2 separate regions of the Homo sapiens genome follow, and region 2 is linked to region 1. Evidence: chromatin contacts called from ENCODE Hi-C or POLR2A ChIA-PET data. All regions are on one chromosome and are shown on one strand. The core of a region is the stretch at or near the end of the contact, and the rest is flanking DNA. Distances in the headings are between cores, read along the strand shown.

Region 1 (4,296 bases), core at 1,797-4,296:
TTCTTAGCCTGAAGTTCCTGGCTTCGCTGTGATCCTTTGGAGGCATAGGAAGGTGGGGCAACTTGTGAAACTTCATATATATAAATTTCATATATATAAATATATATGTTCCTGTATGTGTGTGTGTATATATGTGTGTGTGTGTGTGTGTGTGTGTGTATTTGTGTATATGTGTACTTTGCTGGGGTCCACAACTTTCATCAGATACTCAAAGAGATGTGTAACCCAAAAGAGAAGAGGTTAAGAACAACTTTTAGAATATTAGATTGTTATGGCACAGGCACTCTGCCACTCAAACAGATGGGAGAGACAACTATAGGCAACCAAGAAATCATGAATGTGCATCAAATATGGGTGCTTAAGGCATGGTACCCAGCTGGGCAGGTGGAGAATGCCATCCATCCAAAGCTGCCAAGGGCTATTAGCCAGTACTGATTAAACTCTGGACTGCACTGATTTTTGGAAATTGCACTAAAATCCAGATCCTCCCTAGTCACGGCACAGAAGCACAGGAGTTGGCTGTGTTTACCCTCATAAATGCCCTGAGTGTGCCTTTGTTAGAAGCTTGGTTGGCAGTGGCAGCAATGCTACTTGTCCTTGTCTACTTTTTCTACTTCCAGATAAATATTAGTTTGATTAATAATCACATTTCAGTTTGTCCCAGGCCCCATGAAGTAGATTAGAATTCTGGAGGGAAAAAATATGGTACGATCTATATCGTCTTTCCATAATATACCCAGTAAATAGAAAATCTTTTCAAAAGATTACCTGATGCCACATCTCCCTCACCCCCTTATTGTTACCCAGGTGCCTGAATGTATGGGTTGCAATACAATATAACCAATGATTAGCATGAATGATAGAACCAGATGACTTGACCTTCAGTGTAAGGGATAGGCAGGCCTTTGATTATACTCATGAAATGCCCATGCTAAAAAGGTTCATGTTTTTAAGGATGTTTCTCCTGCCTCTTCTCTCCTATTCCCTTGCTTAAAAATTCTCTGTGGAATTGATTTGGCTGATAAAAGACAGGCTAACTTATTTTAAAAAGGGACTGAAAAATCCATGCACTTCCAATTGTCATGTGCAATCATGGACCTGTCAACTAATTCTTATTTTGGCAGTTTTGAGATCACTTGTCACAAATTATTCCCTCTCACAGGGGTATCTGAAGAGAAAGCAAAATAATATGCAATTCATGTAGCTGGATTCAGGTGGAGGGGATTCTACTTTTAATATGCAATTGGGTAGCTGGATTTGGGTGGGGGGGGGATTTTACATTTAATATGCAATTCTGGTAGCTGGATTCGGGTAGGGAGGAGTCCACATTTAATATGCAATCAGGTAGCTGGATTTGGGTAGAAGGGATTCACATTGAATACGCAATCAGGTAGCTGGATTCCGGTGGGAGGATTCCACATTTCCTCTTCCTTCAAAGTGATTGTTTATATGAAATATCTCCTTCTTTTCAAACAGAGAAAGTTACAAAAATCCTACTACATCAAATGATTTATGAAAAATAAAGGTAATTCTATCAAAAGCAATCGTGACTAGTCTTTCAACCTCGCTATGCATATATCGGGGAGTGTATTTGTTAACCTGAAAGGCAATAAAATCTGCTTATGGGTAAATCAATTCCTACCACTGGGTTCTTTTGGGAATATCTAGTAATCTAGGTCAGTAATTCTAAAACTTGAGTGTGTATTAGGATCACCTAAAAGGCTTGTTACATCACGGATTGCTGGGCTACACCTAAACAGTTTCTACTACAGTAGATCTGGGATGGGGCAAAAGAATATGGATTTCTCACAAGTTGACAGGTGATACCGATGCTGCTGGTCTAGGGATCCCACTTTGATAACCACTGACCAAAGTTTTTAAGGTCACAAGGTGTTTATAATTAGTTCAGAAACCAGGACACAACATGTTTAAAAATCCTTAGCAATACAAGGTAATATGAGGCCCCAAACAGGCAACAATGTGCACTATATAAGGGCAGTGGTGAGAGAACTCTGGTTTGGCAAGATTTCCACTCTCAAATCTGGATAGGGTTAAGATCATCAGAGAGCAGGGCATTCTAGAATGGGGAAATGAACCAAATTAGTTGGAGCTAAGACTGGAGAGGTAGGTAGGGATGTGTCTGTGGAGGGCTTTTAAGCACATCTTATAAGGAATACAGATTTTATACAACAGGTAATATTTCTTCCACCAACACACTGTCTCCTCCTGTGGCACGTGGGCAGAAAGATCTAGCTCCACATTACTGCAAACGGTTTAACCTTCCCCAAATACTGTTCAGCCGGAGTGAGGTGGGAAAGTTAGTAGATCTCTGGTGTTTGGTGAAGATACCAAGTTAGACTGAGAGGTGGATTACTTGCATCGCTGAGTCCAAAAGTTGTCGGCTTTTGCAGGGATGGGAAAGCAGGAAACTTTTGGAGGTCTCCCAAAATATAAGAAAAGATTGTTTGGGTGTGGATTTAGGTTGAGGACAGGAACAGGAAATATCCTGGGATGTCTGAGGCAACCCAATAGAGGGTCTGAAGTGGACGAGACCATGCACTACAGTGCAATGCTTTTCCATCTTTACGGTGCACCCCAGGAGTCACCTGGTGATCTTGCTGAAGTGCATGTACTGATTCAGCAGGCCTGAAATTGTGCATTTCAAAGATTGTGAGTTCCCAGAGGATGCTGATGCTGCAGACCGCGCTTTGAAGCAAGGTACCATGGGACATCCCAGAACACCTGCGGGGAGAGAGGCCTGCTGGCCACATCCCCCGAAGAAAGGATACATGCAATCTTTTAAGCTAAGGCCCCCATCCTGTCTCTCGGGAGAGGTGAGCAGTGAGGATATGGGGACAATGAGAAGGACGGCTCAAGTAGGGCTGGGGAGGGGCAGAGGCGCCCAGGCGCGCCAGGTGCAAGCGCTCTGGAGAGTGCGGTCTGCCTGGGTCCGCGGCTCTGGGGCTGCGGCGCGATTGCAGGAGTTTCGGCCCTCAGCGGCTCCCATCGCGGCTCCCGGGAGCTAAGCGAGACGGCGACGGCGGCAGTCGTCCCTCCCCACGCGGGCGCGCGGGCATGCGGACACCCACTCGGCCGGTCCAGGCCCTCAGGCTCCCGGAAGCGGAAGGGGAGAGCGGCCCGGCCTGGGCGGCGGCGCCGGAGGAGGCGGAGGTGGCGCGGCAGGAGGAGGGGAAAGAGCTGCTGGCGGTCGGGAGAGCGGCGGCAGCGAGAGGCGAGCCAGCGGCGACGGTGAGTGTGCAGGCGCGGGGGCGAAGCGGCCGCCCCCACCCCCATCCCCATCCGCACCCCCACCCCCATCCCCGGCCCCCGCTCCGCTCTGCCGGGCCCGCCCGCCGCTCCTCCGCGCCGGGACGCCCTCACCTGTTCCTGCACGCCCCCTGCACCTGCTCTGTTTGGAACCCGGGGGTTTCTCGGTGCCTCCCCGCCCCAGGCCTGGCCTTTTTCAGAGCGTCTTCTGCTAGAGCTACAGCCCCTTGCTAAGTGCTCCTCCCTCAACTGGGGGTGGGGGGTTCCTGCTCTAGTCGAGACGATGTTGGCTAGTTATTTATTTATTTATTTTAAATCTGTATCCTGAGTTTCTCGCTTGTAAACTACAGTTTCTCTCCCCGCACCCCCGTCTGGAGACCTGCACTGGGATCCCGGGTTTCTCTGTGCTATTCCAGAGCTTTTCATTCATTCCAGACTTCTGGTGTGAAGCTGCAGAGAGGACAAACAGTTTGCTCCTTTATTGACCTTCTCACTCCTCTCCTCTTGATCCAAAGAGGTTTTCGGAAAATGGCTTATGGATGGCAGCAGTTTGCACTTGTTACTGTTCACTGTAACAGGTCGCTGGATTGTAACTGCAGAGTCCATTTAAGTTACGGTCTTTTTCAAGCTATATGTGGGTCACATTTTAAGATCCCTTGAGAGTCAGGGTGGATGTCTGTATCACCAGGGCTGAGAGGACATGACCAATTATTACTTTAAAATATTGCAATATAGCAGTCTCTAAAAGTAGAAGAGAAAAAAAAATCAAGGTCATTGTGGGCGGGTCATAAATTATATTGTAAAGTTACAGTCCAAAGGCGACTAAGGATAATTAAGTGCAATTTAAAAAGATGTGTTAAATAGGTCCTCAGCCTACTATGCTAATATATGCACTTTTAAAAATTCACTGCTTTCCTTGTGGTAAGAATAATATTAATAACAGTCACCATTTGATGACTGCTTAGTATGCGCCATTCCTGGATTAAAAGGCTTTTGGTGTAATATTAAATTCTTCCAACTCTTTAGATT
Region 2 (4,235 bases), core at 630-3,129, 860 kb before region 1:
TACTGAGATCAGCATTCCTGATCTCATTTAATCCCAACATCTCTATGAGATTATGCACATTTCACAGATAAGAAAACTGAGGCTTGGAGATGTTGAATAATTTGTGTAAAAATATTCAGCCGGAAAATGAGAATTCAAATCCACATCTGGCTAAGTCCATCCTCTTTCACTACGCAGTGCTGTCTTCATTAGTAACCACACCTGTGTTGGAAGTGTTTCTCAGCATAGGTACATAATCAACCTTTAAAGGGGAAGTTTGGTTCTTACATCAAAACAAGACCAAGACCAAGGGACTGAGACAACCAAAACGTTTTAGAATCAAATGAGACTTTAGAGACTAAGTCCTTCCTCCTTATCTGACAGATAAAGAACCTAACGCCTAGGAAGGTTAGGTGGTTTGCCTGTGGGGACGCAGCTCATAAATGGCTGAGCCCCAAGACTAACACAGAAAGCTACAAACTAAGACTATGCCCTTCATCTTTCCTCTTAGCAGGTTGCACTGCCTTTGTTTCCTCTGCATTTTATGAAAAACCATGTTCATCTTCTGCTCTACCACTGTTTTGTTGAGAGTAGGAACTAACAGTTAAATAAAATAAGTGACATGCCGGGCGCAGTGGCTCACGCCTGTAATCCCAGCACTTTGGGAGGCCGAGGCGGGCGGATCACGATGTCAGGAGATCGAGACCATCCTGGCTAACACAGTGAAACCCCGTCTCCACTAAAAATACAAAAAAATTAGCCGGGCGTGGCGGCGTGCGCCGGTTGTCCCGGCTGCTGGGGAGGCTGAGACAGGAGAATGGCGTGAACCCGGGAGGCGGAGCTTGCAGTGAGCCGAGATCGCGCCACTGCACTCCAGCCTGGGTGACAGAGCAAGACTCCATCTCAAAAAAAAAAAAAAGTGACAAAATCGTATGTTCTTTTCTCCAATATTATGAAAACCATAAAACATCGGTATGTCATGTATTCAAAAGAGCTGGACACCAACTCTAATAAACAAAATAAAGACGTATTTATCTCATTTACCTAAAATGTATACATGAAATATGTATTTTCTTAGGATCAATATCATAATGGAATAAAAAAATTCAAAAAGTCGGCTCCATTTCTGCAGAAAATTTACAGCTTCGGGAAAACGCACAGCTGACTCAGATTCTAAGTCTCTCAGAGTCCTGGAGGGTAGGTAGAAGCTGCAGGTGACAGTCTAGCACAACTCATTCCCGTTTATCAAACATCTGTAGAGTGTCTAGTGTGTGGCCGGCATTTAAAAAGGGGAGAGCGGGCTGAAAGACGTGGTCCCTATCCTCGAGGGGCTTACTGATTCTCGGGAACGAAAGCGCTCCGCAGCAGTAACCCTAAGAAGCTCCAAATCCCGGTCCTCTGCCTCCCCTCTGGTCCCCATCCGGCGCTCTGGTACAGCCTCAGCGATCTCTGGCTAGGATGCTCCACGGAGATCTTCCTCCAGGTGGGCGGGGAGACCCAGCCCAGGGAGCTGGAGGCGTGCCCCAAAGCCTACGCCAACAGCCCCAGGGCCGCCCCAAACTCACTCAGGGGCCCCTACAACCCTCTCAACACCTCCCTCCCAAGTCGTCCGCCTCGAAGCCCCCACACCGTGCGGTTACCTCAGGGGTCTCGCGTGATCCGTGCTGCACACCCAAGACCCCAGGGGCCGCTCCAAGTCTCACGGGTGAAAGGAGGCCCAGGCAGCCCACGGGAATAAGAGCAAAAACTGTTGGAACACGACGGACTCCAGGACCCGGGAGGAGGGGGACAAACAGCAAAGGGGTACAGAAGGGGAAGAGCCCCCGGGAGGTGAAGTTTACAACTGCCACTTCCGGAGCTGAAAACACTCCGCTTCTCTCGCAGACCTTCCCAGACTTTCACAGGTCAGCCCAACTCAGGCCCGGCCCCACTTTTTCCTCCCGCCTCCCGCAGCCCTCAGCTTGCAGCTCCTGGATACGTACTCCGAGAACGCTGGCTCGGATTGGAAGAGCCCGCCCGCCAAGCAGCGCGCCTTCGCTGAGGGACGAACGGGCGCATGCGCCGTTGCTGGGGAGCGGCGGGCTCGCGACCGCACGCGCTCTCGCTCCAGGAGCTCCGCGTCCCCGCGCGGGGGTGCGCCCTGCCCACGCGCTGCTGTGGCTTTTCAGCGTGAGGTGTCCGCGTTCCTGTCTCAGTCGCCAGAGCCGAGTGGAAATGCAGATTTCCAGCTTCTAACCCCTTTTCCCTGCCTGCTGAATAAAAACCTAAGAGGTCGGATCCCAGATCCTGCTTTTTGAAACTGGTTCTTCTGCCCATCTTTAGAGCCACAGCAACGGTGGGCTGGTCCCGGGGCCTGGGGAGAAATTCTCTGGGCTCGGGTTCTGCCCAACTGCCTGGTTTACCTCTGTCTGGACAGCTCTCTGCCTGCACAGGGCATCCTGTCCCCTCTTCCCGTCCCCATTGTATCCCAGCTGGGAGTGGTGAGCAGGGTCGGAAGAATGCATTGATGCTGCTTGCAGTGCGTTTCATTATCAACATTACGTAACCAGGCACATCGTGGAAAACGCCTCGGAGCCTTAGCATGTGTGTTCCCTATCTCTTTCCTCGCTTCTCTCACTTTTCTCTGACACACACACACACACACACACACACACACACACACACACACACACCGTCCTCTTATTGATAATTTATACTTTGGTTCCTCCCGGTGGCTGCTTCACAATCTGCTGCCGCCTAAGGGAGACTGGAAAACCAACTCCTCTTTTGTTCCTTAACTTTTGAAAGCCTATTCTTCCAGAGAACAATGCAAATTGACAGGATTTGGTCAAAGATTTTTATCTTCACCACCACCACCTCCTCTGCACAAAAAGGTGTTTAATGCAAAACGAGCCTTCTATACTAAACTGGGTCCTTGTTGATTGTAATCAACCTGAAACCAGGTGTAGGGGCCGTCTTTTCTCTCTCCCATGGGAGAGCCAACGGTCATAAATGCAAACACAAATTGAGATTAAAACCTCCTTGATTCTTGTAGCACTGAAACCTTAATTGGTTTGATTTTAGTCATTTACATCTAAAACGGAGGCCTGTCCCTGATTCTTTTTACTAGAGCCATAAAGAGGACAATTGCTCCAGAGGAAATAAAGGGAAAAAATAGCCCACTCTAAAGTTTAGAAATGAAATGGAAAATTACAACTGACTAATGAGATTAGAACTTTTATGTTACAAGCTTTAAAAAATATTTTTAAATTTTATTTTTTTCTTTTTCTTTTTTTTTTTTTTTTTTTTGAAACAGGGTTGTTCTCTGTTGCCCAGGCTAGAGTACAGCGGCACAATCACGCCTCGCTGCAGCCTAGACCTTCAGGACTCAAGCCATCCTCCTGCCTCAGCCTCCTGAGTAGCTGGAACTACTTAAAATTTCATTTGTGTTGGCCGGGCGCGGTGGCTCACGTCTGTAATCCCAGCACTTTGGGAGGCCGAGGTGGGCGGATCATGAGGTCAGGGGACCGAGACCATCCTGGCTGACACGGTGAAACCCTGTCTCTACTAAAAATACAAAAAAAATTAGCTGGGCGTGGTGGCGGGCGCCTGTAGTCCCAGCTACTCGGGAGGCTGAGGCAGGAGAATGGCGTGAACCCGGGTGGTGGAGCTTGCAGTGAGCCGAGATTGCGTCACTGCACTCCAGCCTGGGCGACAGAGCGCGACTCCGTCTCAAAAAAAAAAAAAAAAAAATTATTTGTGTTTTAACAAAGTCACAAAAGTGAATATTGTATCGCAAGAATAAATGCTATGTACTATATTGTATGTTTTTGAAATGAAAAATGGATGTGATGTGAAGACCCGTTTTCATTTATTTGTTCATTCAGCATTTACAGAATACAGACTATGTACCCAACATGGAGCTAGATGATAGAAATACAGGGGAATATTGATATCAACCCTGAGCTCCCAGAAATGATTCATAGAAAAGAACTTTGAGCTTAGTTTAAGAAGACCGTTAAAGATTTATGAAGCTAACAAGGAACTAGAAGGAAGACACGGAAGCTGCAAACACCAGCATAAGAACCAGCACCAGACATTTGAAAAGCTGGAAAAAGCTGTCTGTGCAAAGGAGGTGTGAGCGATGAGGCTAGAGAAATATGCAGAACCCAGATCACAGAGGAATTTCTACATCATACTTAGGAGTTTATCAAGCAATGAAGCTAATGAAGGGTTTTAAGCAGAAAAAATATAAAAATTACACAATAAATCAGACC

What was found. Hi-C counts contacts between places; a loop is a spot of excess contacts on that map. ChIA-PET counts read pairs that join two places held with the same protein, here RNA polymerase II (POLR2A). Pooled maps may share reads with other maps.
Region 2: a map of OCI-LY7 shows a loop between it and region 1 (9-fold over the local background). The contact joins the promoter of CCDC171 here to the promoter of ZDHHC21 in region 1. A Hi-C loop is called at or near these places in 1 of 168 maps with a recorded cell type or tissue (OCI-LY7), 2 of 37 single-sample maps with no recorded cell type and 9 of 50 pooled maps. POLR2A ChIA-PET finds 5 or more read pairs at or near these places in 1 of 52 experiments (BJ).

The regions. Positions count from the first base shown.
Region 1 is chr9:14,692,182-14,696,477 of GRCh38, reverse strand. ZDHHC21 (zDHHC palmitoyltransferase 21) reads left to right here and starts at 3,046. Exons shown (of 10, transcript NM_178566.6): 1 at 3,046-3,249. RefSeq lists an enhancer at 2,541-3,041 and silencers at 3,115-3,184, 3,265-3,404.
Region 2 is chr9:15,550,687-15,554,921 of GRCh38, reverse strand. CCDC171 (coiled-coil domain containing 171) reads right to left here and starts at 1,879. Exons shown (of 26, transcript NM_173550.4): 1 at 1,620-1,879. RefSeq lists enhancers at 1,572-1,741, 1,637-2,282 and silencers at 2,022-2,111, 2,122-2,181.